Regions from separate parts of the Mus musculus genome. Here all the other regions are linked to region 1. Evidence: chromatin loops called from intact Hi-C (ENCODE). Cell type or tissue: heart. All regions are shown on one strand. Each heading gives the region's core, and the rest is flanking DNA. Links, peaks and the distances in the headings are about the cores only. Region 1 has its middle 12 kb from the start of Gm34688. Region 2 holds the start of Scn3a (sodium channel, voltage-gated, type III, alpha). Region 3 overlaps Scn2a (sodium channel, voltage-gated, type II, alpha).

Region 1 (10,059 bases), core at 795-8,794:
CATAAAACTCTTGTATGTATATGTTACATGTAAATGCTGTGTCTGATATGGAGGGCAGAAAAAAAATAAAAGAGACTAAATCATATCTTGCTTATCATGGCTGTCCTGGAGGTTTGAATGAGACATGTCTCCACTAGGCCCACCTATTTGAATATCTGGCACTCAGTTGCTGGTGCGTTTGGGGAGGTTGCAGAACTTTCAGGAAGTGGAGCCTTGCTGAAGGAAGTACTTCTCTGGGGGAGGGTTTGCCTCGGCCCACTTCCTCTTCGCCCCACCCCTTTGCCTCCTGTTTGTGGTTGAGGATGTGCGCTGTCAGCTTCCAATTTTATTGGTGACGTTTTGGTATCTTAGTATTTTCTTTAAAAATGTCACTAAAAAATTGGAACTGGAAGGGCCGAGAATCACAAGGCTAAAGGAGATGATTAAAAGGGGTCAGAACCCATCCTTTAAGAAGCAAGAACCCGGCAGTGGTGGCACATCCTTTATCCCAGCACTTGGGAGGCAGAGGCAGGAGGATTTTTGAGTTCGAGGCCAGTCTGGTCTACAGAGTGAGTTCCAGGACTGCCAGGGCTACACAGAGAAACCCTGTCTCGAAAAAACAAACAAACAAACAAAACCCCCCAAAAACAAAAACCAAAAACAAACAACTCGGGGGATTCCCTATCTGGAAGGCAGCAACCAATAAATACTTGCGGCTACATTGAAATTTGCTAATATTGATAATGAAGGCCCCTCCCCTTTTCGTATTTCAGTTCTTTCAAAACCTTATTAGGTTTTTTTTTTCTCAAAAAGTCACTTTAGCAATGTGATAAAACTGAAAAATATATTTTTTCTTGAAAATATTACCTTAAATATTTCTTGAAATATTACCCCGAATAATTTCTTGAAAATATTAAATATCAATTCTGTTTTACTCCACCTTTTGAGTGTTTTTTTTTTCCTTTTGAGTTTTAAAACTTCAAAATTAGACATGGTGGGGTGTGCCTATAAGGCTAGTTGAGAATCAGGAGTTCAAATCAAGGTTTCCATTGGTTACACAATGAGAGACCCTCTCAACACAAACAACATTTCAAAATTACAGAAAGGGAGTAAGAATAGTGTGATAGCCACACCTTCCTGCTTAGTGCCAGCACTCGTTTATATTTCCCTATAGTTCTCTCTCATTCTCTTTATACATATGTAATGGTTTGAATATGCTTGACTCAAGGAGTATCACTATTGGGATGTGTGGCCTTGTTGGAGTAGGTGTGTCACTGTTGGCGTGCCCTTTAAGACCCTTGTCCTAGCTTCCTGGAGGGCAGTCTACTCCTAGTTGCCTTTGGAACAAGAAGTAGAACTCTCAGCTCCTCCAGCCCCATGTCTGCCTAGACACTGCCATGCTCCCATCTTGATGATAATGGACTGAATCTCTGAAACTATAAGTCAGCCCCAATTAAATGTTGCCTTTTATAAGAGTTGCCTTGGTCATAGTATCTCTTCACAGCATTAAAACCCTAACTGAACTGACATACATGCATGTACACAATTGTCTAGACATAAAGTTTACAAGTTAGCATATCTGTGATGGTATGTATGTGGCCACATGTGCACTAATATATCTTTGTGACTAAAGTGCTTGTGAGAAAGTTTAGACATCATCACACTTTACTTGAAGATGAAATAAATTCTTTGATCATTATTTTATTAACGGCATGGACACTCTCTCTGTGTCAGCAAAACTATAACATTCAAAATTTAATCATGATAAAAGTATACTTATTGTCTGGCCATTGTCCTAACCATTCCTGTTCTCAGTGGCGGTCCTCCTCACATCTTTAATCCAATCAAACATGAAGCCTTGAATTCTGTTTGTGGAGATTACCCCTCCTTGGGGAGCACGGGTCTGTTCCACTCTATCAGGGAATGATGTCATCTCTCAGAGCCTGTTGTGCAGGCTGGACTCACAGACTGCAGGATGGATGGCACTGGTTGGAGCTGTTGTTTCCCCAGCAACAGCTAATGGGACCACTTGAGGTCACCATCGCGGCCCTGGGGACTGAGGCAGTGCTCTGTGGTCTGCCCCAAATGAGCCATAGCCTGGCTGATTCTCCAGGGAATACTTGGAAGATGAAGCTCTGTGCATTTTTTCATCTCAGGGATCACTTTTAGGAAAGCCAGTCTCAGCAGCTAGCCTGGGTTCTTCAGTGCCTTCTTGACTGTTCCTTTTTAAATGACTTGTTCTCAGTTATATTTTTTTCTGTTTTCATGTTTAAGTTTACAGAGGACATTTAGCAAGAAGTCTATAGAGTTGATGATGTCTTTCTTTTATTGACATTTTATTTCGAGACAGTCTTATTTTGTAAGTCAGACAGGCTGGCCTAGAACTCGTAATTCTCCTGTCTTGGCCTCTTGAATTCTGGGATTAGAACTATGCCCTAGAACTGTGAGGTATCTAACAGAGGAGACTACTTGGACATGGGTTTGACCTAGTAGAAAGTCTTTATTAGCCTGCTGGTGTTCAGAATCCTAATACAGACCTAAGCCTTTTTCAGGGTGAGTTTTAAGCACAAAAATGTACATCCTGGGTCTGTACAACCCAGTTAGCAAGAACAGTTTGCCAGAAGCAGAATTACAGAAACCAATGAACATGTTTAGTACATACGGGGACTTTTCCAGTTTTTCCAGAACTGTGTGCTTTGAGGGATTAGGCCTTTGGTCTCATCGTGGCAGGTGAGGAGCCTCTGTGCTGGGCTCCAAGGCCTGAATGGGACTTCCATCTTGGTGTCAGTTGTGCTAAGGTCTGGAGTTAGAGCGATGGGCTTACTTTCCTCCTCTTTTCCTTCATCTTGAAGTCCTTTGGGAGAAGTTTGTTAGATGCTTAAGACATAAAAATGATCTTCCAAAAGATATTGGTGATGTTTGATCTCATTTAATTTACATAGTATATGAAAGGTTTGATTTAGGGCAGAATTATTTAGGACACAGTCCCTGTAGTTTGCACTCTACAGAATAAAAAGAGTTTTGTAGCACGCACGCACGAGCGTGTGCACACACACACACACACATTCTGTGCTTGAGCATATGAGCTCTGGACTTCCTGTCTCTGACTGAGACCCTTTGTGGTCTGGCCACTCTGCCCACCACTTTTGGCCACCTTTCGTGCACCACAATGAACTCTCATCCCTCTGGAACCGTAATCCCTAATAAAAATCTTTCTGCTGTAAATTGTCTTAGCCATGCTGTCTTCTCAAAGCAACAGAAAAGTAACTAAAGGAAAGGGGGGAGTAGCTGTGGAGAGGAAGGCAACCATCAGGAGAGCGAGAGTGAAAAGAGACACTAACGGGGCACCATTATAGTAATAACGCATTGTATGGAGTTATTAAAAGTAAGTCATTTTTTTACTTCAAATATTAACATAGTGAGGTTGGTAAGATGGCACAGTGAATAAAGACACTTGCTGTCCAGTGGTCTGAGCCTGACCACCTGAGTTCTAATTCTTAGGCAAACATGAAGTATAGCATATAGATTTTACTGCCCTATTTTAAGCTCCAGGCAGACCATGCTACTAGCCATGCCCAGGTCCCATCAGATTCATAGATAAAAGACACATGTACACATTAGCTTAATTTTGATGTGCTTTAACTCAATGGCTGGACTCTTCTAAGTCTTCTCCAGCTATTGTGCCCTTTATTTTCACTCCCAATTCAGCGCCCTAAATCTGCCCTCAACTTTAGTTGCTCAGTTACCTTTATTCCTAGCTCAGAACTCTAAATCTGCCCTCAGCTCAGTTGGTCTCTAAGCTCCTGGCTGCTACCCCAGGCCCAGTCAGGGAAGCAGCTGACGGCCACCCCACCCTGGATCTCACATGGCTGTTGGCTCTTTCTCTCTCCACAGCATGGCGAAATCTCTTCCTACTCCCTGACGTCTGCTAGCCTGCCTGCAGGAAACCTGGAAGTCCTGTGGATTTTTCCCAGCTTATTGGCAGTTAGTGTCTTTATTGATCTAACAAAAAACATTTGGGAACAGGACCTTCAGGGTCCACATGCAGATTCACGATCAGAGCATGAGAACCACGGAGTTGTGAGGAAGGTGAACAAGGCGTACTCAATGAGACTGTGCTTCTGGGATATATATTACCTTTTCCGTACCATATGGACTATATGTCCTTTATAGTTTGTATAGCTATGGGAAAACCATTTGACCCCATGTCCTATGTTCTGCCAGTATGTGTGATTCTTGACTGTCTAACTCCTTCTTCCTCTAGCTGTGTTGTATTCCTTTCAGTAGCAGAGACTTTTCAATCCCTTCATTTGGACCTCCTGTCAGTCTCCTTTAAGGGAAGTTCCTTGTACTTAGCAGTACCTGGAGCTTATCTTTTGATATAATCAAATTGTAGGGTGTTTACACTTATCATGCTAAGCAACATGGATAACTCCTAGGGAGTGCACACCTGAGATGTTCCAGGGCCCCAGGAACTTCTTCTGCCCTTGTCTCGAGGACCCAGAGGCTCCAAAGCCCCCAGGCTAAAGGGAAAACTACAGAAAGTTACCTGAATCTGTCCCCTCTGTGGGTATATCAGTCTATGGCACCTTCAGCACAGAACATGTATGAATGCCTGGATGTGGCCCTAAATTCAGTGTCTGGGATTTCTGGGTGACTATCTTCTGCTCCCCTAATTTTGTGGTATGCACCCCTGGTTGTCTTTACTGTGTGTCTCTCACCATATGTTTCTGTCAGTTCCACTGGTTGGAGGAAAAACAGCTCTAAAATGAAAGGAGAGGTGAACAGTTTCGAGGCCTCAGCTAGCCTAGGACAACCTGAGGTAGCAGGACGTCACAGAGAAACCCTGTCTCAAAAAACAACAAACAGGCAAGCAAACAAACAGAAACATCTCCGTGTAGTGTGATTTAGAACTTAAAGAAATCCTTGCCTGTTTCATGTAACCGTGGACACATGCCTTAGGACTCTCTCTGCCTTTGGGTAACAGAATCTTAGGGTGGTGTTTGTATCAGTTTTGTCCATCAGCCACTAGATGGAAGCATTTTGCTTCTTTTGAGATTTAAAGCTCCTCTTGGAAAATGCTGACCCATACCTGCCTGGTTCCTTTGTGGAGTTGAAAGTCTTTAGGACACCTCATTGCATGATCTGCCATTCTTTGATCTTCGAGAGAGGAAGGCATTGTTCTGTGTGATTACCTTTCCATGTTCTGGGTAGAAAATTAGATAGCTTGTGGCTAGAAAGTTGTCAGAACAGTGAAACTCTAAATAAAATGTAGACTGCTGGAGCCACTGGTGAAGCTCTCTGCCTTAGTATATTCTACGCAGACTGTAATCTCACCTTTCAGACTAGAGGCACTTGTCTCCGTTACTTTTCTATTACTGTGAAAAGACATCATGACCAAAGCAAGTCCCACAAAGGAACACATTTAGAGGCTTGCTTATGGATTTAGATGGTTAGTCCATGATCAGCACTGTGGGAAACAGACAAGCCTGGCACTGGAGCAGAAGCTGAGAGCATAATATCTTGATCTGCAGGCAGAAGACAGACAGACAGACAGACAGAAACACAGAAACACAGAGAGAGAGAGGGAGAGAGAAGAGAGAGAGAGAGGGAGACACACACATACACACACACAGAGAGACAGAGAGACAGAGACAGAGAGAGAGAGAAAGACAGAGAGGGAGAGAGACAGTGAGAGATAGAGAGAGACAGAAAGAGAGGGAAGGCAGAGGTAGAAGGAGAGAGCTTGAGCCAGGACCTGCCAGGTCCTGCCAGGTGGTCTTTTGAAACCTAAAGCCCACCTCCAGTGACACACCTCATCCAATACAGCCACACTTCCTAACACCCTCCTGTCCAAGCAATCTGCCTGCAGACTCCACTGCACCCGCTGCTTCTATCTGCCCTTCCTGTCCATCTCTTTTCTGTTGGCTTTTCTTACTGTTTGTTTGTATAACTTTAATTTTAATGTGGTTTTGTGTGCTTGCTATGTGTATATCTCCTCAATTTACTCATAAAGGCAACGAGGATGGAGACTACATTTTATATTTCTCTTTTGTCTTTTGTCTCCTACGGTAGTCGAGAGAGGGAACAAAAAAAAAAGTTCAACAAAAACTTCCAGAATCCAGTGCAATATGAAACAATACTGCAGAGACAGGCCAGTTGCAAAGTTAATTGGTGAATTTCCTGACGGCCTCTGGGAACGCCCATAATTTCGCAGGCAGACATCCTATTTCCCTCTCTAGGGTCCACTGCCACTCTGTTCCTAGTCCAGTTTTCCTGCTTCCTATCTTGGTTCATCAGGGCTTATTGGGGAATTAATGGAAACTACTGTCCTGATGGGGCCGCATGTGTCCCTATACATGTCTAAAGCAGTGTTCCCATAATCTATAGAACGCGCGCTGCTTATCCCGTATCCTGCTTCACAGCATCCTCTCAGCAATTCATAAGGCGTGTGCGTACTTGCTGAATTCCTGCTTTCCTCCTAGGCCTTGACCTTGAAAGCAAAGCCCAGACTGTTTTGGTTTGCTATCCTTTCTCTATTTAGATAACATCTTGCTATGCAGCCCACCCTGACCTAGAACTCACAGTCCTCAGTTCCAGCATTACAGGTGTTTACCACCTTGTCTGGCTTGAATATCTACTTTGTTCACTGTATTAAGTAACCTGCTTCTTTTTTTTTAAGAAGTAAGACAATTGTTGAATAATTAAATGTTCTTTGTCAAAAATGTCATTCATTTTTTAATTTATTTTTAATTTTTTATTAGGTATTTTCCTCATTTACATTTCCAATGCTATCCCAAAAGTCCCCCATACCCACACAACCCCACTCCCCTACCCACCCACTCCCACTTTTTGGCCCTGGCGTTCCCCTGTACTGGGGTATATAAAGTTTGCAAGTCCAATGGGCCTCTCTTTCCAGTGATGGCCGATTGGGCCATCTTTTGATACATATGCAGCTAGAGACAAGAGCTCCCGGGTACTGGTTAGTTCATAATGTTGTTCCACCTATAGGGTTGCAGATCCCTTTAGCTCCTTGGGTACTTTCTCTAGCTCCTCCATTGGGGGCCCTGTGATCCATCCAATAGCTGACTGTGAGCATCCACTTCTGTGTTTGCTAGGCCCTGCTTCTAACTGAGCTATGCTCCTAGAACACAAACGTAAGTCTAAACTTAGGGTACCGGGCCTTAGTCATCTTAGTCAATCTGAATGCTTCTTCTTTGCCTTATGTTAAGTTGAAAACTAATAATCCCCCAACAATTCCAACCCTACAGTCCAGAAGCTGAGCCCATCCAAATTTTGTCTCTTTGCTTTGGCCACTTATAGTTTCCAGGATCTGCGGAGACTTTTATATTACACGGTTATGATCTGAGAGCAAGATCTCTTCTGGGGATGTTTATTGAACTGCAATTTTAAAACTTTGTGAAGGATTTCTAAATGTTCCATAAAAAGACTAGTTTTAATGATTACTGTTTAAAATGAGTACATTCTGTGTCATATGAAACAAAGATTTTTTTCTTTAGCAAGCAAACACATCGCCATAGCTCACGAAGCACCATATAGTCTGAAAAACTGGTATAAAGTAGCTACTCTATGTAGTCAGAGAAGTAGCTTGGAATCAACGTGTCCCAAAGGAATGAGCACAATAAAGATGCAGGAGCAATGGATGAGGAGTGAGCTCAGCAGAGAGAAAAAGGACACATTTTCTCTCCACTTCAGTTGCAACCATGATAAAGTCACGTGTGCAGGTCGATTTGCAGAGACAGGAAAAGGCCCTGTGTGCACTTCAGGCCTTTGTTGATTTTTCAGAACCGAAAATATTGGAATTCAACCTTTTTTTTTTTTTTTAAAGGTTTATTTATTATATGTAAGTACACTGTAGCTGTCTTCAGACACTCCAGAAGAGGGCGTCAGATCTCGTTACGGATGGTTGTGAGCCACCATGTGGTTGCTGGGATTTGAACTCCGGACCTTCGGAAGAGCAGTCGGGTGCTCTTACCCACTGAGCCATCTCACCAGCCCCGGAATTCAACCTTTTAAATATAAAAAGGCATACAGAGGCATATTGCTGTAGATCATGTAGATTATTTACATAGAATAAGGTAAAAGTATACAGTGAACAATGCTTGCCTATCAGGAACAAGGTCCTGGTCTCAATTGTTAGCACAAAAAGGATGGGGAATTATTGAAATCATAATTTAAAACCTATGAAGTTCTATCATTTTGTTTTTGAAGAGGCATTAAATATTTTCAGTGATCTCAAACCTAATTACGTTTACTATTCTGTTTCTAATCAGATATTTAAATGTTCAGCATGGCTGTAACTCACTTACTGTGTTATTGAGAGAGAACAGACTAGTTATTGACATTAAGTGAACTTTCTTAGTATTAACCTTAAGTCATGTTGGCATATTTGTGCTACACATAGGGGCTCTCTTTTTATCCCATGTATAGTGCCTATATCTAATATGTTATTTCTGTTTTCATGTCCAAATCGTTAACAGAGGTGACAGTGCTCTATATCAGTGACTGGCAGCTTTCTCTGGAGTTGGAATTTTAAGGTGTTTTTACATGTATATAATTCTGTCTGTATATCATGCATTTATAAAATTCTGTATATTCAGTAAGAAGATTATTTAAACATGCTCTTATTGTACACCGATGAGCTCAGATTTTCTTGAAGGCTTTCTGTTTCGATTAGGTCTCAGAGATGCATTCATTTAAAATAACAAAAACATAGCTACACATAGCGAAAGGTTGAGACTTGCTAAGATGAAAGCCAGATCCAGTTGCTTAAAAAAGAAAATCATGTAGGACGAGTGTATAATTTCCCTACTATCTTTGGGCTTGGAGAAATGCCCAGGTTAGTGACAAAGGAAACTTTGGGAAGAGACTCTAAATCTACCACACTGTAAGAGAGGAAAATGGAAAATCAGATGGATAGCTTCATTTAAAAGCACAGCCAGGAAGAATCTTGGAGCGTTCAACACATAATAGTAGGATTTCGATGGACTTTCTTTTTGTCTAATTGAAATATTACTATGATTTACCAGTTGAAATTATTGTGCCATAAGCAACCAATGCAGCTGCGAAGCATTAGCTACAGTCCATCACCACGAGCTGCTCTGTGGCCGACTTTTCTCATCCTGCATTCATCCAGTCTTAAGACCCATCGCCCTCTTTGGCAAATTGCATTTGCCCATTTTAAACGGTTTGATTTTATTTTACTTTTTTGCATTTTTTCTTCTTACTGATTTCTTGTGAGTTTCCCATCATGCACTCCAGTCCTGCTCAGCTCCCCGTCCCCCCATGTCTGCCCTTTGCCCTTGCAGTCTCACCCCCCAAAATGGCAAAAACAATAGACAAGATCAAACCACAGAGAACATCTCATAGTGGAAGCTGTAGTATCCCATAGTATATCCCTCACACTCCTGGCTCACCCATGTTCCCATCACTAGGGCCAGTTCTACTGTACTGTCCCGGTGACATGCAGGGCCTGCTTTCTTGAGTGCTGCAGCTAGAGAGCTGCAGGGCTCTCCTATGCTCATGACCCTGTGGGCAGCTTTCCCTGCTGCCAGAGGAGGCGACCATTAACTCTGCACCCATGCCACCCCAAGTCAGGGTCAGATTTCCAACACTCATGCCTTTGGGCCAGCTTAGGGACACCCCAGCCACCAGAACCAGTTCCACTGTGCTGCCTGGGTGAGAGATGGGGCCAGCTCTCCAGAGCACAGCAGCCAGTGAGGGGCAGGGCCCGTTTTACATAGCCCTAGACATCCCCGTGCTTCCTGGAGGCTGCCTCGACCAGGGATGTCTACTGAGCCATGGATATTGACTCCGGCCCTTGCCACTGTGTAGCCAAGAACCCAGACCTTGCCCTCAGTAGCAGCTCGGGTTGGGACCTTACCACGGCCCCAGGTGGTGGGGCTGGGCACTCACAGCAGGCTACTTCTCTCGACCCTCCAGACTTCAGTACCATCTATCTTCATAATGCTCAAGCTGGCCCACTTCTCTTTCTCTCCCATTTGACCACCACAAATATTATGCATTGTGGTAACTCCTACTGCAAGATGGCGACATGGC
Region 2 (10,059 bases), core at 1,249-9,248, 170 kb after region 1:
CAAGTAAGAGAACTTTTATCATCGTCCCACAGTTAATAGAGTGAAAACCAGTATTATTTTGCCCTGAATTTGGTGGCTACCATTGGTTACATCACAGTAAAGGGCAACCAAAGAATGTGCTAACTTTACCCACAAGGCAAAACACATGTCAGGTGAAGCTGAGTGATGGAAGTTGCCTCCAGATCAAATAGAGGTGCAGGATGCAATAGCAGCAGGTCCGACACTTTTCCTTTCCAAAATTTCTAGACATTAAAATTATAGGAATTTGGATTCTGCGTTGCATACCAGTTGGATGTGAAAATTGTTCATGGGGCAATACTCAAATGAAGGTAAAAAACAAGCGAATTGAAGTTATCATCATAGAACCTAAAAGTTCCTAAATTAATTGTTTCTGATTTTAATTATATTTCAAGAGCAGGTGAGCAACTGATCCTCCTTCTCTGTAAGATGAATAAAGCATCCAGTTAGAGAAGTACAGAAATGAATAATAGATTTTCCAAGACAAGCGAGACATTGCCACAAAGTAAGTCCACCAAGTTTCTGTACAGGAAGGATAACAAGAAATAGGGATGTGTGTAGCCCCTGAAGGCAAGAAATGTCACCATCTCATTCTATGCTCATTTTTTGTTGGAAAAAAAAAAAGACATTACTTACTTGCACTTACAGATGGTTTCTGATAAACTTCACCCTGCAATTAACGACTCACAGGAACTTGGAGGAAGCTGGAGCCAAGAGAAATGACTGGCAACAGATTCCAGGCTCAGAGCCTGTCCTGCTGAGACATGTTACCCTGCAGTTGCTCAGCCTTTCCTGCTCTCGGCCGTCCTCTCTATGCTATCCTGAGTCCATTAAGTCATCCTGGTGGCCATGAAGATGGAGCTGACAGCCCTGTTACTGGAGTCAGTTTAAAGAGGCCCAGGGTGGTTGAAGGAAGGGATTAGGAGGCCTGGGGTGCTGAAAGGTCACCCAGGCTCTAGCTCACAGAGATCCTGGTAGCACACAGCTGTCAGAAGCACCAAGCTGCACTTAGAGAGTCTTTAGGGAGAAGTGGGGCCTTCGTAGCATGTCAACAATTTCATCAGGCACATTTTGCCTTCCCACATATAACTGTGACCTTAACAGGATTTAGGCCCAGAGAGTTTGGGTCTCAGTCAGAGCTAAGACATTTCTTAGGCTTAGGTGCCGTGATCTGATTATCATAGTATTATAGAAGTTACTTTAAAAAAAAAAATTGTGATCCCTCACAAAACATAGATTTGCCTCTGTGAATCCTCCCAGAGGCCTTTTGTCTGAAATGCAAGTCCTCTTAAGGTAAGATGAAGTGATGATAATGCTCTTGGTTTATCATCACTTGATTTTGCTAAAAGGAAAAAAAAAATGAAACATACAAACAAGCACAGTGCAGTCTGAAATAACACCAATGGACAGGGAGAAACATCTAGAAGTTCCACGAACTCACCAGAAAGGGCCTGCATCCACTAACTGACATTGTCATGGGTAACACATTGGTCTTGCTGATGTTCAGCCAAAGCCCTCTTCCAAGATAACACTTAACCAAGATAACATTTAACCACAGTTCAAATCCCCTCTTGGTTTCCTCCCTCTCCACCTTCCCCGTTGTGGCAGAAGGTATTCATCACTGGCACTAATAACAGCAATGCTACCTGTTCCTTTCTTGGGTGCTGGGGTGGCAAATAAGAGAGGAAGGCGACAGTCACTAAGCCCTGAACAGAAACTATTTTATTTCCACAGTTTTCCAAGTAGGCACATCATTGCTCTATGGACAGTGTGCTAGAGGCTACAGAACTTGAGTTATTTGTTAGAAAACAGTGAAGCTGCTAAGCTCGTCCCCAGTTTTCCATCCACTGCTTGCTGTTTCTAGCAAAGAAGGAACTGGCCAAAGACCGCCAAAATGTCTCCACTTCTCTACCCTCATGCCCAGTGAAACACTCATTGTCAAACTGGAGTTAGGAGATCCAGGGATGCCCCTCATAGAGCTGAACTCAGAAATCAACAGCAATAAGTGGAAGGAATTAGAATCTGGCTTTGACTTGACTTCTCAACTACTTCTGTGGTAGCTGCTGTCCTTTTGGAGCCTACAAAGCTCACAAGTGGCAGAACCTGAACCATGTCCCCATTTCCAGCTCAGAGTTAAGCTCTACCTTAAAAAAAAAAATAAAAGTAATGTGTGCCTTACAAATGAATCTCTGCATTTTTTATAAAGAGTGAAATACTCTCATTAGCTTTAGATGGCTTGTAATAGGAACATTTCATTTCTGATGAGTTCAAAGGGCATGTTTTGCAAGGTGGAGTTGTGTGTGCACATCAGCTTTTCCCACTACGACCATATGTGTAGAAGAATAAGCAAGACAAGCAACCAGGAGAAGTGAGCATCCAAGCCAGATGAGCAGCTAAGGAGGCACGGCAACTTTAAAAACACAATCAAACAGGTAGCATCCAGGGTCCAAATATAAATATCCATTCATAAATGCAAACTAGTCCAATCAACCAGCTCTGGCATTTACAAAGCACGAAGTTACTCACTTTCAATCACCTGCAGGCGTGGCGGGTACTGTACAATACATCTGAGCCAATTAGCATTTATTTCTGAAAACCCTTTCCAAGAAAACATTTTTCTTTACATCCTATAGTCAGTCGGAGCTCTGAAATATGTGAGACAAGGGCTTTCTGCTGAGGCAGACACTATTTTGAAATGTTTTAAGGGGGAGTGTATTGCCTCCCGATGTCATTTACTGAGTGAGATTGCTTGGTTTGTTCGCCAACATGATGAGAAAATATACTTCAGGTACCCCAAGGTATTTTTTTGTTTGTTTGTTTGTTTTAAGGCCCTTTGTTTAGTACCGACCAAAGCCTGGGTTGATATCACGGGTCTGTATTTCTTGCAGGACACACTGCTCAGAATAGATTAGATGTAATATTTCCATGCAGATTCTCCTCACAAACACTAATGGCTTCATCTTTGTCCTCACAAGAGACATTACACTACCTATTGCACACACACACACACACACACACACACACACACACACACACACACACACACTCACACACACTCACACACACACACACACTCACACATGAGAGAGAGAGAGAGAGAGAGAGAGAGAGAGAGAGAGAGAGAGAGAGAGAGCTTTGTAATCTTAAAAACTTGTCTTTCCACTACTGCCTGTAGGTCTTCTGCTAATGTAGCAGTGTGATCACTGAATGGAACATTATGAGTGTGGTGTAAAACATTTCAGTGACAGGCACAGACTCTACACAATGTAAATTATTCTCATTTGGTCTCAAGTGAGTTTTCCTGGTGATTGGTAGTAATAGTACTGATAATAAAAACCAACCATGAAATGTTCCAGGAAGGAAAGAAACCTACCCAGCTCTCAAGCTTCTGGCTGTTAAAAGGTAACAAAACAGGAGGGTATGGGACATACAGGAATTCATGGATCATTTCACTTTTACCAAATCAAATGTATTTTAATGTTACTCTGGGTGGTCTCTTTCCCTCTATGCTGATAAATTTCTAAGAAAAATAAGAATGTCTAAATAGCCAAACACCCTTATATATTGATATCACTGTCTGTATATGGCTTCTCCAGAGCTTCTAAGTAAATAAAATTAAATTGAATTTAAAAAAAAAATAAAGCACAGAAAAGGTAGCTCCAATCTCACTGAGCATTTAATGATTTAAAGATGCCGAATAGGCGGTGTCGTCCTGAAATCTAGTGGGTTGACATTAAGTCTAACAAAACAGATGTTCTCTCTATACAATGAACCCCAAACATCTGTTTCTTTCACAGACACACACTCCTTAATTCCTAGTCTGTATTGTAAGTCACCATTTCCAGACAGAGGCTGTTTCCTTTGAAAGATAAAGGAATAATAGTAAGCAGTTTACAAATCAAATGATACCTTTAGTTCTTATAATTTACATCTAAACATTAGGCTTTTAAAAATGGCAGCACGGGGAGGATTTTAAAATGAGAAGATGATCTGGTGGCTAGATTCTACGGTGCAAATAATTAAATGTTTTGTCAGCTTACCTGATGGAGAGCCTTAGGAATCACAGCTCAACAAAGGACAGCATCCAAGATGGTTAGAATGGAACGTGCCACCCCCAGTAGTTCTTCAGATTTGGGCCACAGGGATTTGCAAATTACATTCAATTTTTTTTTCTTGCTTTCTCTGTGGATATGAAAACAAAGAGACCTTTCCAGAATCCTTTCTGCTTATGCCTCCGCTTCCTGTTCTGAGATTCACTCTATGATACCCAACATATATCAGAAAACGGCCCTGGAAGGAAAAAAAAAAAAAAAAAAGAAAGAAAAAGAAAAAGCTGGCAGCATTCAACGTGTTACTGCCATCTACTGGCAGACACACGCCATTGCGCAAACGACAAAACACTCCTATTATTCTCCATCTCTTCGGAAGGCAGGAGGCAAACCTGTATGGAAACATTATGAATCATGTAAGGGCCCCACGGTGACAGCAGAGAGATGATGGAGGCGGGGGGGGGGGGTGGTGGGGGGTAACCTAGCTACCACACGAGTGTGCACAGTTAACCTTTCACGCCTCTTTATGTATTTACTTTTTAATTTTCTAGTTGTTTGATTAGGAATCACAGGTTTTCATAAAATCTTCTCTAAGTCTGCTCTTCCAAGATGAGGTCCCCCTCCACACAAGGTGAAAAATCTGGTTTCTTAGAAAATAGTACAACATATATGCAGATGTAAACTTTTCATATTTTTTATTTCTTTCTTTTGTTTTGGTTTTGAAGACAACCTCTGATCTGAATACCTTATTTATTTATTTATTTATTTATTTATTTATTTATTTATTTATTATTTTTTAGGTGTGTGTGGCATATATATGTGCTCCTTTAGGGGGTGTGTATGTGCTCATGAAGGGGCAGCGTAGGTGGGGGTTGACCTCAGGGGTCTTCCGTGATCTACCTCTAGCTCAGCCTTTGAGACATTAGGGCAGCAAATGCTTGCGACATTGAAACAGAATCACGTAGTCAAAGGGAAAATGACTTTTGTGAGTTGAGGGGGCTCTTAACAGCAGTTTTTGGTTTTACTTTTCACATTTAGAGAAAAATTATCTCATTAAACATGGAATTAGACTGAAGCAGCAAACTCCCCGCCTCTGTCCCCACTGCTGGGGTAGAATCAGCACCGTAGCAGGCCTGGTCTTGGACGGTGAGGATTTTTTAAAAAAATTCTTATTGATTCTTTGTGAATTTCACATCATTAGCCCCAATCCTACTCATCTCCCCATCCCTTTGTATCAGCCTTCTGCCCCTGCAACATCTCCCAAAAGAAAGAAAGAGAGAGAGAGAGACAGAGAGAGAGAGAGAGAGAGACAGAGAGACAGAGAGACAGAGAGAGAAAGAAAGAAAGAAAGAAAGAAAGAAAAAGAAAGAAAGAAAGAAAGAAAGAAAGAAAGAAAGAAAGAAAGAAAGAAAGAAAGAAAGAAGATCTCTCACCTTGGAAGCTGAGGTGTGTCATTGCAGTGAGTCATTGGTCTGGTTCGAGGCCTCTGGCTTCTGCTACTCCATCAATCCTGGATCCTCACCGGGACTCCGCTCAGATATCCTGTCGTTGCCCTATAAGGTGGCGATCCTGCAGCTTGGATCTGCAGGACCACCCAGTCCTGCTTCAGCTGTTCATAGGTAGGGTAGATGCTCGAGTGGGTCAATTCAAAGCACGGGATCTGGGCCTGGGTGGTAGCTGAGGTGGTCAGCCCACCGGCTCTCCAGGGCCCATACCGTCAAGGCTCGCTGCTCTGGAACCCTTGGGACCAGCTCTCCTATGTTGCCTAGGCTAGGGCTGGAGATTTTAAAGGAGGTCCTAGTGCCTGAAGAGCAGATCATTTCCCAACCAACTACTTCAGATAGCCTTGGCTTACCTTCTTCAAGGTGGATTTCAGCTGTTCCTGCTGTCATACATACACCCCCCCCCCCCAAAAAAAATCTTGTGGTCAAAAGAAGCTTGTTTCTTTGACAGTACATATTGATGCAACACACATACATTTACATGTTGACAATCTATCAGCCTTGAAGACAAGGCTAGACCATAATTGTCTATCAGGAAGAAGTTTACTCATAACGAACACTGGAAATTCGGACATCATTGTTTTAGACGTGTGTTCAAGAAATACTTACTTTATTTTTAAATTATAGTCCCCATTTTGCCTGATGGTAGAAACGAGATGCACTCAAGCCTATCAACATTTGTCTCTGGGGATGATTTCCTTAAGTCCTTTAGTCTGGGATTCACAAGACCAGGGCTCTCCTCTGAGGCAGATACTATTATGAGATGTTTTCAGAGGGAGTTTAGATCCAGATGAACTGGGTCACCCAAGGCTTTTCTGTACAATTTCAAGTTTATGTTAAACCAGTGTATGGTTTCCTGAGGTACCTTCCTGTATCATAGAGGGGTAAGCTCCAGGAAACATGCATATGGAGAAAGCAGAATATGGTCCTGAGCTATTCTGTAAGTAGATGTCCAGACCTGTCTAGAATCCTCCCCCGACTCACAGATGTCACCTGTCCACACTGACCCATGGGCCCGATCACCTGTGTCATGCTTATTAAGACAGCTGCCCACGTTTATGGCCATTGTTTACCCAGTGTGTTTTCAGCTCTGCCGACCAAGTCACAAACCCTCATGACTTGTTCCTGCCCTTGGGAAAGAAGGTAAAACGTGAGTGAACTCTTTCTAGCACTTGTCTGGGCTGACAGAAGATGTTCTCTACCCCAAGTACCCATCTGTTCCCCACCATTTTCAGCACACCTGAGGTCAAGCACTGTGGTTATTAGCCCAGCGAGGCACAATATCTGGCATCTTAGAATGCTCTAACTTCTTCTCTTCCTCATGTTCAGATAATCCTACTTGGATCTCTCATGCCACAATAACCTGGATCCATAGGTTTTCCTCTCAAATCATTCTGTCTTACATCTAAGTGATCGGCTACCTCGTCCACTATAACAATTCGCCGTACTTGGTGGCTCAGACCTACCTGTGGATAATTGGTGACAATTGGTGTTTGTTAAAAACCTGTCAATCATAACAGGTTTATGACTACACACCATGACAAAATACAAATCCAAGCCCAGTATATAACCGACTCCAGGAGTTTCTGGTAGTGCTCCCCGACCTGGCATCCTGAAACTTCACCACCGTCTTCTGTGTGCACAGCATGTACACTGCCCATGCCATCATGCCGCAGTGGTAAAGAATACTGCCTGAGTCACCTCAGCCCTGGTATGAGGCTAATCTCTGCTATGAACTGCAGTGATTTGACTGTATATACAGAGTGTTCTGCTCTTATAAAAGCATAAGAAACCTAATTATTGAGAACAAAAACTTCAATATTTCCCTACTGCCATTCTTCAGCAGGTACCAATTTAGTAACCCGTGGATTGTGTTGTGTTCAAACGTTTAATATTTAAAGTTGCTACATGCATTGCTGATTTGAGGGTCATAAACATCATTAGGTGGATAGTATCTGGAATCAGGACAGAATTGTCAACGATTTCTGAAATGTTCATAGAAGCCCGCCTGCCATTTTGATTACAAAGGTATATAGCCCCCCCCCCATCGACACCTATAAAGTCAAATCATAGACCAACTCAATAAAACTTTGAAGATTCTCAGTACCCTAATGTTATAACTCTTCAGCTAAACTCTCACCCTTTTAGTTTATTCCAGATCCAGAAAAGAACACAACCAAGGTTAACCATCACACTTGGTAAATGCGTCCTGGGCAAATCAGAGGGGTTCTGAGCAGAGGAAATCCACAGCCTCCAGCTAACTCCTTGGGATTCATCTCCCCGTCCTTAGGTTTCTGCATCCTCGAGCTCTGCAAGAACAATGTGTAAGAGCTTTACTTTTGGTTGATGCTGATTTCTAAGTGCTTCTTAGCCATATGATATTTTGTTTTAGTGCCCATAGACTCTGAAAGGACTACAGGATTTTTTTTTTTTAACAGTGTGAAATTAGCTCTAGCTGAACGCAAATGTCCCTTAAGAGCAAGTGGTGCTACTGGCCAGTATGTGGTAGGACTATGTGTACAGACAAGAACGCTCATGACTGCATGGCTACAAACTAAACACATGGGAAGCCACCTAAGCATTCACCAACAGGAAGAATGGTGAAAGAATGGCCGGGTGTCCTTGACCTGTCATAGCAACACAGACGAAGGACAGGAATTCAGGTGCCAAGATGGTGCCAAGATGTTTTTCAGAAATACACAGCTGAGGAGGAAGAAGGTTGGCACATATAAACAAAACACGGGGATTTCGTTATTAAATTTAGAAGAGGGCTAAATGGATTACAACGGCAGAAGTAAAGAACAGCGTTTTGTCTCATGCTGAGACACCAAGCATGGTCGAGAAAGGTCATGATGAGGACTGTTTCTGGTCACCCACACACTGATGGTTTGATTGTTGTCACCTCTAGAGAGGAGAGATGAATGAGACTGTGTACGTGTCTCTTTTACTTGAAGTCCCACATTTATAGGTCTATTCATGTAAGGTTTTCTAGAGCTGCATGTTGCTCTGTTATCCAGATAGACTGGAACTCATTATGCTTTTGCTTTAGCCTACACAGCTCACTCATATTGATGTCATTTCAGGGATAAATGTGAAATGCCAAGTACATTAACGGTGCATCTTCATATCCACTATACTTCTTTATCCCTCCGCCACTCCCTCTTTCTGTTGCATACTTGATGATGCCTTTGGCCATTGTGAATGTGCCCTGGAACTCTTCTTCATTCAGTTCCTCTGTCTTGTTACCTTGAAGATAAAGTTGCTTCCCACATATTTTCATTTGTGGGAAATAAGCCCAGGCAAACTTAAGTCTTGGTGCTCATGGTTTTGCAGCTCTGGAGTCAACTTTATGTTGTAGGATTCTAGCATACATATGGAGAGCTCAGGTAGCCCGTTGCCTAATGTCTAACGTGTAATGATTGAGAGGAGCAAGCGATCCTCTTCTGGAAAGACAGCAAAACACTTTCTTGGTTATAACACCTGCATTCTGTGAAGTGTCTTTAAAAATTAGGGAGTATAGATGAGTTTCACAACTTTCAGTTAGAAAAACCAAATATTACATGGTGGTAGAATTGGTTTAAAACCCTTGGTATTTGTTCGTGCAAAATCTGCTTGCTAGAGGGACTGAGGAGAGGGCTCATACAGTGAAGCGCCTGCAAGCAAGCATGGGGTCTTGAGTTCATATCTTTAGAACCCACATAAGAAGCCAGGCATGAGATGTCTAACCCAACTCTGTGGGTGTGAACACATGGGTATGCCTGAAGCTCATTAGCTGCCAGCCAGCCTAGTTGTACTGATGAGTTTTGGATTCAGGAAGAGATTCTGTCTCAAAGGCTGAAAATATAGAACAAGCAGGGGAAAACACCCAACACTGACCTCTGACCTCTGCATATATGTGCACACATATGCGTGTGTACTTGTGTACACACATGCACTCATCAATGCTAAGTATGTATACAACACCCACACAGTGCCCCGCAAAAAAAAAAAAAAAGTAAATAAAATATACCTACTCCATGAGATGGTTATCATGAACTCAAAGAGTCCAGACATAATTACTAATCAGGTATAATATATTAATTAGGTATATTTTAGTTCAGCAAGATTAATATATTTTTGCCAGGCAGTGGTGGTGCATGCCTTTATTCCCAGCACTTGGGAGGCAGAGGCAGGCAGATTTCTGAGTTCGAGGCCAGCCTGGTCTACAGAGTGAGTTCCAGGACAGCCGGGGCTACACAGAGAAACCCTGTCTCGAAAAACAAACAAACAAACAAAATTAATATATTTTTAACTTTTATGATAAAATGGGAACACAGTAGAACATATTCAATTTCCGTGTGGTCTCTAGTGTAGCTTGCCTTCTGTACTATGGCTATACAGCTACCTGATCGCAATGTTATCTTGAATGACTTTGCCTGTGCGGCTCTATTCCTTCCCTTCTGAAATTACTTTCCTTTACTGCCGTTATTATCACAATTTCCAGCTAACAC
Region 3 (10,059 bases), core at 913-8,912, 270 kb after region 1:
GGTTCAGTTTGTCTTGCATTTTAAATTAAGTTGGCTCCTTCATTAATGATGCAAAAAATAAACCAGGGAGAGCAGTTGGTTGGAAAAGATCTATTAGGGCTGGATTGGCAGGGAATCTTACAGACCTCCATGTTATAATCTACACTCCTGCCTCTGAAATTCCCAACTGTTCAGCCTCCCTGCTCCCACTTCACCCCAGTGATCACTGTCACTCTCCAGGGAGTATGCTAAGTTGCTGATAGGAAGACATTCATGTTCTACTGTTGCTAGCTTTGTTGGAACTTGGGAGGCACAGAGGCAGGCCAAGGTGCAATCAAGAACACACCCCATCCTGCCAAGACAAGCAAGAGCCATGGCTTTTCATCACAACCAACCCAGGTGTCCTCTAATGTAGAGGCTGCAATTCACTGGAGCGGGGAAGTCTACCACAACACTAGTCAGAGGATGGGACTCATGGGCAGAGTATATTGAATTCTTTGAGAGGCACAGGAGACACAAGTCCACTTTGAATCAAAGGAGCCTCTGTTGTTCAATGCTTGCCCTGTGTCTTCCTGCTTTAGTTAACATAGCATGATCAGAAGAGAGGTCACATATGTCTTTGTGTGTGTGTGTGTGTGTGTGTGTGTGCAATATAGTGTATGTATATGTGTGTGTACATACAGAGGCTTAAATCACCTCTGTGTGCACTTATGAAAGTCAGGGATTAACTTTGGTCATCTTCCTCTATTGGTTTCTGCCTTATATTGGAAGGCAGGGTCTGTCTCTGAACCTGGACCTTGGAATTTTTGCTGGATTGCCTCACTATAGTAAACACACCTATCTTAGCTGCCCAGTGCTGGATTTACAGAGGGCACCACAATGCTGCACTTTTACATGGAATCTTGGACTTTTACTTACTTATGTATACTTACTTACTTATTCTTACTCACTTGATATATCTTTCCAGCCTAGAATATCTCCCTTTATAATTTACTTTTTCAGAAAAAATCCTTGTAAAGTGTATTTTTTTTCTTTTCTTCAAATTGACTTACATTTCTCTGAGTTCATCATGGTAAGCATTTCCGTTAAATAAAAACAAGCTATATTCAAAGATATAATAATCATAAAAAAGAATGCTTAGCTTTAATTTAAACATTCTCAAGACTTATAGTATGAACACAAAGAACTGAAAAGAAATTTGTTTCATGTTATAATACATCTAGTATTAAAAAGAAAAAAATGACATTTTTCACCTGGTACAAACTGCACTTTGGTTTTTCATATTGTATTGTACTCTTTTCCTAAGCCCCAACAGAAAACATGAAAGTCTGGCTGTCCAGAAGTTTCTCTCCCTTGGGGAAATTGTTAGTTATAGAAAGGGGCTGAATTCAGGATGAATAAAGAGAGGAAACAAAATCACAGCAGGTGACCACTAACAAGCCCAGGAGGACAGGCTCACCGCTCAGGACAAAAGTCCTTGAGAAATCTGTTGGAAATAAAAAAAGAAAAACTTCAAATAAGATTTAACAAATGTTATCTAAGTTTCTGCACACATTATAAGTCACTGTTTTAAAACAGTGCTAGAAACTGCATTTCTCAGATTTTCTGAATCTTCTTCACTCTGGGGAGCCAAAGTTTCTAGGACTTTAAGTTATTCCAAGCTATTAATTATCAATTACTACATGACTACATTCTTATCTACAGAAAATAATAACAGTCATTTTCTTACTGTGTTTATCTTTACAGTACTTATTATATTATATAAATGCCAATTCTTATGCAGAGAAATTAGTTACGCAATAGTTATTACGTAGCCTTGTTTTTTATGATTGTCCCTTTATGTAAGTATAAATGTACCACTTATATTTATATCATCCTGTTTAGTAGCATTGATTAATTTACATTTTTACTTCATCAATGTTCCCGTGTGTGTGTGTGTATGTGTGTGTATGTGTTTCTATGCGTGTTCAAATGCACTTGTGGGCAGCCTTATGTGCACATGTATTTGGAGAGCAGAGAACAGCCTTGGCTGTTGAGCCTGAATGCCATTCCCCTTGTTTTCTTTTTGAGACTTGGTCTCTCACTGACCTAGAGCTTGCCTAATTAGCCCAGCAGGCTACCCAGGAAGCCCCTGGGAAGTGCCCGCTTCTTACTCCCTTCCCTGCAGAGGAATTACAAGGAGGTACAGCTATGTCTGCTCCATCTCACCAGCCCTTCACCATCCATTTTTTTTTCTTTTTATAATTCGAAAACCCCAAAGAAAGAAATCATTGAAAAAGAGGTAGCAGTAGAACAATGATACCAGAATTTAGAAATACAATTTCTAAGTTTTTTTCTTCTTTCTCTAATTTCTTTATCTATTGTCCCTCCAGTATTTTATGAGGGTTTCAAAAAATAATGCCTTACCTTAAAAGTTATTATAAAATCTTCTTCATGAAGAGTGATACAAATGAATATAGTTTAAAATCCAAAGGCAACTGTGTATATATTCTGATACTGATATTGTTACTTGCCACATTTTCAGACAGTGAAACTTGACAACTAATATATTGCTAAAGTACGTATTTATATTAATATATCCCTTATTGTACTAATCAAAATTCTTTTGTAAAGATTTGTTTCGTGTGTGTGTGTGTGTGTGTGTGTGTGAAATGCCAGAAGAGAGCATCGGACACCCTAGACATAGGGTTACGAGAGCTGTGAGGCACCAAGGTTCCTCTGGGAACCAAACTCAGGTCCTTTGGAAGAACAGCCAGTGCTCCTAACTGAAGAGCTGTCTCTCCAGATCACTTCCACCCTGCCATCCTGGTTTTCATCACTTCTATTTCACCAATATGATCTTATAGTTCACCTGTCTCAAGGGAGGATTTTGTGTTGACAAGCATGTGGCTTAGGCAAAGCCAATTAATTGGAAAGATCACTTTGCAGAGTGGTCACTCAGGACCTATGTAGAGTTGGGACCGGTGAGAGATGACAGACAGTATTTTTGTGTTTTGTTGTGAGTGAGTGAGTGAATGAGTGAGTGGGTGATTAAGTGTGTGTGTGTGTGTGTGTGTGTGTGTGTGTGTGTGTGTGTGTGAGAGAGAGAGAGAGAGAGAGAGAGAGAGAGAGAGACAGAGAGAGACAGAGAGAGACAGAGAGAGACAGAGAGAGAGACAGAGAGATACAGAGAGAAAGACAGAGAGACAGAGAGACAGAGAGACAGAGAATGTTGCTGTTGTTTCCTATTACACTTGAGTTTGGGAGGTTGGCAGGCTGGACTTTGTATAGGACCTATCACAATACGTGCCTCTAAAAGGTATCTCTCACTATGGAAGTCAGAGCTAAAGGATACAGTGTAACTGATGACATCAGTTGAGGTCCTGACTCATCCTATAAAGGTAGCTTTAGACAATAAACTACAAGCCAACACATTCTTTTCTTTCCTTTTTTAATTTTCTTTTTTGCTACAGCCAGTTTGAGTCACTTTCTCAGTAAGTAAAATACTATTTATGGCTAGGTTTCCCTTCTTCATTTCAAAATGTATAAGCTCTACTCAAACAAGACCAGGAATACACAGATATGTAACTTTGGGAGATTAACCTGTGTTAGCTACTTCTCTATGAGGTTACAAAATGCCTGCTGTAAGAAGGAGAACAATCCATCATGGTAGGAAGACTTGATGGCAGGAGCTGGAGCTGACAGGACCATGAGGCCACTGGAGACATAGGCAGAAAGCAGAAAAATCTGGCACTCAGTTGGCTTTCTTGGTTTCCTCCATTTAATTCAACGCAGGGCTCTCCTGCCTAAGACAGGACCTCCCTTATCCAGTCTGAATCCTCCTAGGTTTAAGCCTCCCTGAAAACACCCAACAAAAACATGCCAAAGGAAGGTGTGTCTCCTGGTGACTCCAAATCCAGTCAGGTTGACAAGGAGGACAGACTTGCAGCCCTGCCTAATTTGTAACTCATGTGTACTCTAGGTTTAGGTTACATGAGTATTCCTTTTCAGGACTATATAAAGGATACAGATTTTTGTTGTTGTTGTCAGACTGGGTTTGAATTGTGTTTACATAACTTCTGGGAGACTTTTTCTAATCTCTCTGTGACTTTTCTCTTTTCAAATGTAAGTCAGGGAAGTGTTTTGGGGAGAAAGTCACAGGACAGTTCAGACAGGCATCTTAGCCTAGTGGCTGGCACATAGTAGGTCTTCCACTCTTATTATGTTATTAGTTGAAAGTGTGCTGGCTATGGTCCCCGTTTCCTGTCAGAACTACTTTATTCCCCCTGATAGCTTTTCTTTTCTATATGCATTTTTCTCCCCTTTGGGGCATACCTAGTTGAATAGGGCGGTGGTTCTCAACCTGTGGGTCGTGACCCTCGTGGGGATCATGTACCAGATATTCTTCATGTCACCACACCATGAGGAACTTCATGAAAGAGTCACAGAGTAAGAAAGGTTGAGAATCACCTGTATACGGTGTGTATTCCAGCGTGTGTGTGTGTGTGTGTGTGTGTGTGTGTGTGTGTGTGTGTAAAATTGTATATGAATGCCTGTATGTAGAGGCCAGCGACTGGTGCCGGGTATCCCCTCGACTGCTCTCTGCTGTAATTGTTAATCAGGGTCTCTCAGTTGAAGCTGGAGGTAACTCCTTTGACTAAACTTGGCTTACCCGATTCACTGTCTCTGCTTTTGTAGCCCTGGCATTGCAGGTGGACTGGACTGTCTGCCTGCTCTTTTTATGTGGAGGGTGTGCATTCAAACTGAAGTCCTCATTTATGTGAGGCAAGTGCTTTATCCAGGGTTATCTCTCCTGGTTTCCTTTCTATGACCTAGTCGGGGGCGGGGGGGAGCTTTATACATTATCAAATTAAACTTTTATTTATTTATTTATTTTACTGGAGAAAATTAACTTAGTGCATAGTGAAAAGGTTGCCTCTTCGTTAAGTCAACAATAATTTATTGGACCCCAGATATTCTGGAAAGGAGAGTAATGCTAAACTTGACTGTGCAGAGTACGTCCATTATTGTGATTTCATTAACAGAATCAGTAACGCACTGTAGGGATTTAAATCTTTGAACCCTTAGCTATTTGCTTCTTTTTACGTTTGAATTATTTATTTTGATGAAGTGTCTTTTTGGATTAGAAAATAAAACGCTGAACGAAAGCGTTGCCAGTCAGCAGAATGCTTCGCTGCCATCTTCAGCTCGGTGCTCGGGTCCCTGGCGGCTTACAGACCCTCCTCCGGGCTCCACCCAGGAATGCTCAGGGCTGCCGCCGGCTGCGTACTCAGTGTTTTTCTAGGAAGGTGTTTTTCTTCACAGTTCCCAGCCCTCTAGTGGCAGTTATAAAAATGTCACTTTGTAGTCCCCGCAGCACAGGAAATGCCTGTTCTTACTTCAGTTACCAGAATCCTCTTACAGGAAGTTAGGTGTGGTCTTTAAAGGAGAATTTGAAAAAAAAAAAAATTTTTTTTTTTTTAAAGCCTGATGGAATTTTAGCTGCAGTCTTCTTGCTTCCAGCCTATCAACCCAAAACTCTGTAACAGCTTCTTCAGGGGTAATGTGTTCCTGTTCTTAACTATGCTTGCTCTCTGTGAGGCGTCTCCACCTTTGCAGTAGAATCCTTGGGGGAATCTATAGGGGGACCACTTTCATTTTGAAGCTGCTGGCTGCATGTTTAGCATGTCTGTTCCCCTAGAACACCAGGCATGGGGATGGCAGTTTTCTCCCTTGAACGTGCAAGGATTTTCTTGATGCCTGTGCCTACCGCTAGGCATGAGGGCCTCTGGGGATGAGAGAGGAAAATGAGGGATGCTTTGGAGATCCTGTGATGCTGACAGGGCAATCTGACAGCTGGTGCCTGAAAGGTGCTGGTCAACTTTAAAAATAAAAATTAATGAAAACTATGCAGCAGCAGCTTATGTTGTTCAGATGTGCTTGTGTTTTCCCAGGTGTGGACTACAGAAATGAATTAGTCACTTGTTTTACTCTTAGAAGAGGTATCTCATATATTACAGTGGCAACTCATTTCTGTAGTGTAGAGGTTAAAATGGATTTTTTTTTAAGAAAAAAAAAGAAGAAATAGATTAAGTGATTTTAAATGGCATTCTGGGATGATTACAGCACAGAAACTCCTGTAACTGGCCGAGGTCACATTTGCAGTCACAACTGTTATCTACTTTAATACAGTGTGATTTGAACACCAGTTAAAGCCCATTTATATACCATCACAAAGACCCATATTACAGGGACTATGCTTAAAAGAGAAACTGTTAGACTTTTTTCAAGTCCCCATTCTGAAATGGATATTTACACCACTCTGCTAGATTTTATCAAATGAGACTCTGACTTGGAAATATGGTATCTCTCGGTGATGTTTCCTCTGGTACTGCAAATTTGTTAATTTAAGAAGCAATTACACTCGTTGGCAGCAGGTTGCTAAGCCAGGATGCCCAAGCTCCAGACCTCTGATGTGAGTGACTTCCTGCCTGTGCTGGCAGGTGCCTGGTCCCTTCCTGTGCAGTTTGCCAGCAGTTCCAAACGCAGCCCTCAGCCGGGCGACTCCTGCATCGCCTCACCCCGCCTTGCTCGCTACCTGTTTCCACAGATGACATGGTTTTGAATAAACTCTTAAAGGTGCTAAATTGGGCCAAAGGAAAAGTAAAAAGAAAGAAAATGGAGAGAGAGAGAGAGAGAGAGAGAGAGAGAGAGAGAGAGAGAGAGAGAGAGAGAGGCAGAAGCAAGATTACTGCCCTGCTTCTACAATTTTGTGTGATTTTTTTTCCTTCTTTTATTTTGAATGCTATATGTTCAGACAGAATGCAGGGCGAATAAAAATGGCTTCCCAAAATATTCACACAAACGAAACAGCAAGCATACAGAAAGATACACAGTATCTTCCATTTGCAAGCTCCGAACAGGGTGTTTTCCCCCAAAGTAGCATGATCACTTCAAACATTTCAGGAGTGGGAGAATAGATTACCTCATACACACCTACTGGATGTGAGAGAAAGATCTTCATGCAGGCAAATGAATGCATGCATGAGGGCTCACAGCGCTGGAAGCAGCTGCCTTTGGGAAGTGCTCTAGCTGTTTTGCTTTGCATACTTGATGCTCAGTGTCCTGTGATTGCCACCCCTCACGTGTTATCTTAATGGTCATTGCTTTTTCCCCTCCTGTTTCTGTAGCACTTTCTTATGCGAGGAGCTAAACAGTGATTAAAGAAGCAGGATGAAAAGATGGCACAATCAGTGCTGGTACCGCCAGGACCTGACAGCTTCCGCTTCTTTACCAGGGAATCCCTTGCTGCTATTGAACAACGCATTGCAGAAGAGAAAGCTAAGAGACCCAAACAGGAACGCAAGGACGAAGACGACGAAAATGGCCCAAAGCCAAATAGTGACTTGGAAGCAGGAAAATCCCTTCCTTTTATTTATGGAGACATTCCTCCAGAGATGGTGTCAGAGCCCCTGGAGGACCTGGACCCCTACTATATCAATAAGAAAGTGAGTTTTTAGACCAGTTGCTTTTATTTCCTCGATTTCTTTAAGATGGTGAAGAGGGTGCCTCTTTTCATCTCTTAAGATATCTGTAGAATATTGGGTAGGTCTGATAAGGGAATGGAGCCATTATTCCAGAAGTGTTTTGAAAGCATTTGGTTGAGCCTGTGTTCTTGGGACAGTCATATTTTGAAGAGGCATCCTGCAAGGGGGCATGTGAAGAAGACAAAGCCAATTTATTTTCCTGAGTACTCATTATACCATAAATTGAATGCAGATTCACCCTGGTGCTACTGACATTGTGATAAAGGGAAAAGTAGAGAAAGGATCTGTGTGTGTGTTTTATACTTCTAAGAGCAGTGTCTCAGATCCCCTATTGCTTTGAATTTGATCTTAGGCTTTGGGGTCCTCCACAGGCTTAATTATGCCTTTACACCACAGACTGTTATTTCCCCATGGCTCCCTGCAGAAGAAATAACAGCAGAACACGTGTAAGGGGAAAAAAGTTCTAACAGTTTTCATGAGAAAATTACCTAAATGAAGAAGTTGCTGAAACCTCACTTTTAAGCTGTGTAAAAATTACAGACATGGCGGAAAACATGAGTAAAAGACTCGGCAAAGTTACCAAGAAGTCTGTGGTCCTAATCACAAAATTGTCTTTGTATTCCTTACCTCCTGAAGGTCCTTATCAAATTTTGAATGGTTTGCAAGAAAAAAGACCCGTGTCCTGTCCTTTGTTTGTAACAGTTGCAACACTTGATATTTTAGAGGGGTCTTTTACTCTCTTCAAACGTCCTTGATGTGGTCTGTAAATTCTGTTTCACCTGTTGTGTTCTCTTTTTCAGACCTTTATAGTATTGAATAAAGGGAAAGCAATCTCTCGGTTCAGTGCCACCTCCGCCCTGTACATTTTAACTCCCTTCAACCCCATTAGAAAATTAGCTATTAAGATTTTGGTACATTCATATCCTTTTGACTAATAGTCATTTAAAATGATTTTTTTCCTTTGACTTAATTATAAAGTAGAACATTTACAAACTGCGTGGCTGTCAATGTCCCTTGGTGTCTCTTTGCTCTTCCTCAGCAGTGAGCCTCTGGCAAGGTGGGACAGACGGTAAGTAAAGCCCTTTCACCTCCTGAGGGCTTTTATTCTCTCTGACTCATTGCTTCTTTCTTTCCTCTCCTGCTCCTTTCTCAATCACTCACTCCCTTCAACACTTCATTCACTTTAGTGAGATGGCCAAGATAGTTGTTCATGCCTTTGAGCTTTATGGTGTTCTACTGGAAGTTTCTGAACATTGATTTTTCTCAGTGATTCATCAATTAAAATACACAGAGGCAAAGAATCTGTACTGTGGGGTTTGTTGTTGTTGTTTTGGTCCTTTGGTCAGAATTGTACTAATTTCTTTTGTTACGTGAGTGCTTGTAAACTTTGTGTTCATGAATATATACAGTGTATTCATACATGCACTGGAGTTTCCAAATGTTTTCCAGGTTCTTTCCCCATTGGCACTTGTGTTGACTTTCTCCCCGACTCTCTTTTGATTACTTATTCCTTGGTTTTATTCACAGGCGTCAGTCTGCCTGTCTATATAGACTCAACTGCAGCCTTTATTCTCCTTCCTGAAGGACAGGATTCCTGGAAGCAGGGCAGGGGAGAACTTGACAGCTAACAGTGACTTGATTTAGTCCTTGAAGTTAAACACAGAAGCTGAAATAAGAGGTTTTATGCTAGGCAGAAGCAGTAGTCTTGCTGAGAGTCAGTCCTGGGAAATCCAAAGAAGTAAAGACCAGAGCTGTGCAGGGGAGAGGAACAAACAGGAATGCATAGAAACCTTGAGTTTCTATGAAGAGTTGTGTATTTCAGGAACCCAACTCAAAGCAGAAGAAACTGAAATACAGCTAAGGCTCTATTAGGACAAACTCTTTGTTTGTTTGTTTGTTTGTTTGTTTTGGGGCTTTTGTTTGTTTGTTTGTTTTGGATTATTTTTGGACTGGGTCTCTCTATGTAGTCCTGGTTATCCTGAAAGTCATTATGTGTAACAGGCTGGCCTTGAAATTACAGAGATTCACCTGCCTCTGCCTCCTGAGTGCTGGGATTAAAGGCGTGTGCCATCATGCTTAGCCCAAGAAAAACTCTTAGATGTTTTACTACCTTTATTTATTTATTCCTTTGGGGTGTGTGTGTGTGTGTGTGTGTGTGTGTGTGTGTGTGTGTACTTGTGTGTACATGCACATGCTACTGTATACATGTAGAAGTCAGAGGACAAACTTATAGGAGTCAGTTCTCCCTACCATGTAGGTCCTGAAAGTTGAGCTCTGTCAGCAGGTGAGTGTGTGTGTGTGTGTGTGTGTGTGTGTGTGTGTGTGGTGGTGGTGATGGTGATGGTGGTGGTCTGTGTGAGGTGCCGGGGTGCATATGTAGAGGTCCAAGGACAGCTTTGTGACATCGGCTCTCGTCTTCTACTTTTTGGGAGTTCCAGGGATCTAATTCAGGCTAGCAATCTTTCATGATAACCACCTAACTCATGGAAGCAATTTCCCAGGCCCTGATGAGACAAATTCTAAGTTAGAGAGAATTATGGCCTGAAATTTTATG

Evidence for each region. Peaks named below come from ENCODE experiments on the same cell type or tissue, not always from the same donor. Only the 100,000 strongest peaks of a DNase experiment are listed, where the experiment ranks them.
Region 2: a loop joins it to region 1, with 6 times the contacts of the local background. A loop is called at or near these places in 14 of 42 quality-filtered maps.
Region 3: it touches region 1 in a loop (7-fold over the local background); 11 of 42 quality-filtered maps call a loop at or near these places.

What each region holds. Positions count from the first base shown.
Region 1 is chr2:65,391,295-65,401,353 of GRCm38, forward strand. No RefSeq gene overlaps it. Among named protein-coding and RNA genes, the nearest start is that of Gm34688, 12 kb to the left of the region's middle. In heart, for the core only: a CTCF peak has its summit at 5,003 (motif pointing right); no DNase peak of the experiment used is centred there.
Region 2 is chr2:65,563,208-65,573,266 of GRCm38, forward strand. Scn3a (sodium channel, voltage-gated, type III, alpha) reads right to left here and starts at 4,285. Exons shown (of 27, transcript NM_001355167.1): 1 at 4,059-4,285. It overlaps Gm34833 (a long non-coding RNA gene), which reads left to right. Exons shown (of 6, transcript XR_003953838.1): 3 at 7,718-7,893. In heart, for the core only: a CTCF peak has its summit at 4,386 (motif pointing left); no DNase peak of the experiment used is centred there; H3K27me3 peaks cover 523 bases.
Region 3 is chr2:65,663,297-65,673,355 of GRCm38, forward strand. It overlaps Scn2a (sodium channel, voltage-gated, type II, alpha), which reads left to right. Exons shown (of 27, transcript NM_001346679.2): 2 at 7,149-7,466; 3 at 8,306-8,424. The coding sequence starts at 7,200. Among named protein-coding and RNA genes, the nearest start is that of Scn2a, 48 kb to the left of the region's middle. RefSeq lists an enhancer at 1-1,609. In heart, for the core only: a CTCF peak has its summit at 5,312 (motif pointing left); a DNase peak (open chromatin) is centred at 5,255; H3K4me3 peaks cover 960 bases; H3K27ac peaks cover 412 bases; H3K27me3 peaks cover 260 bases.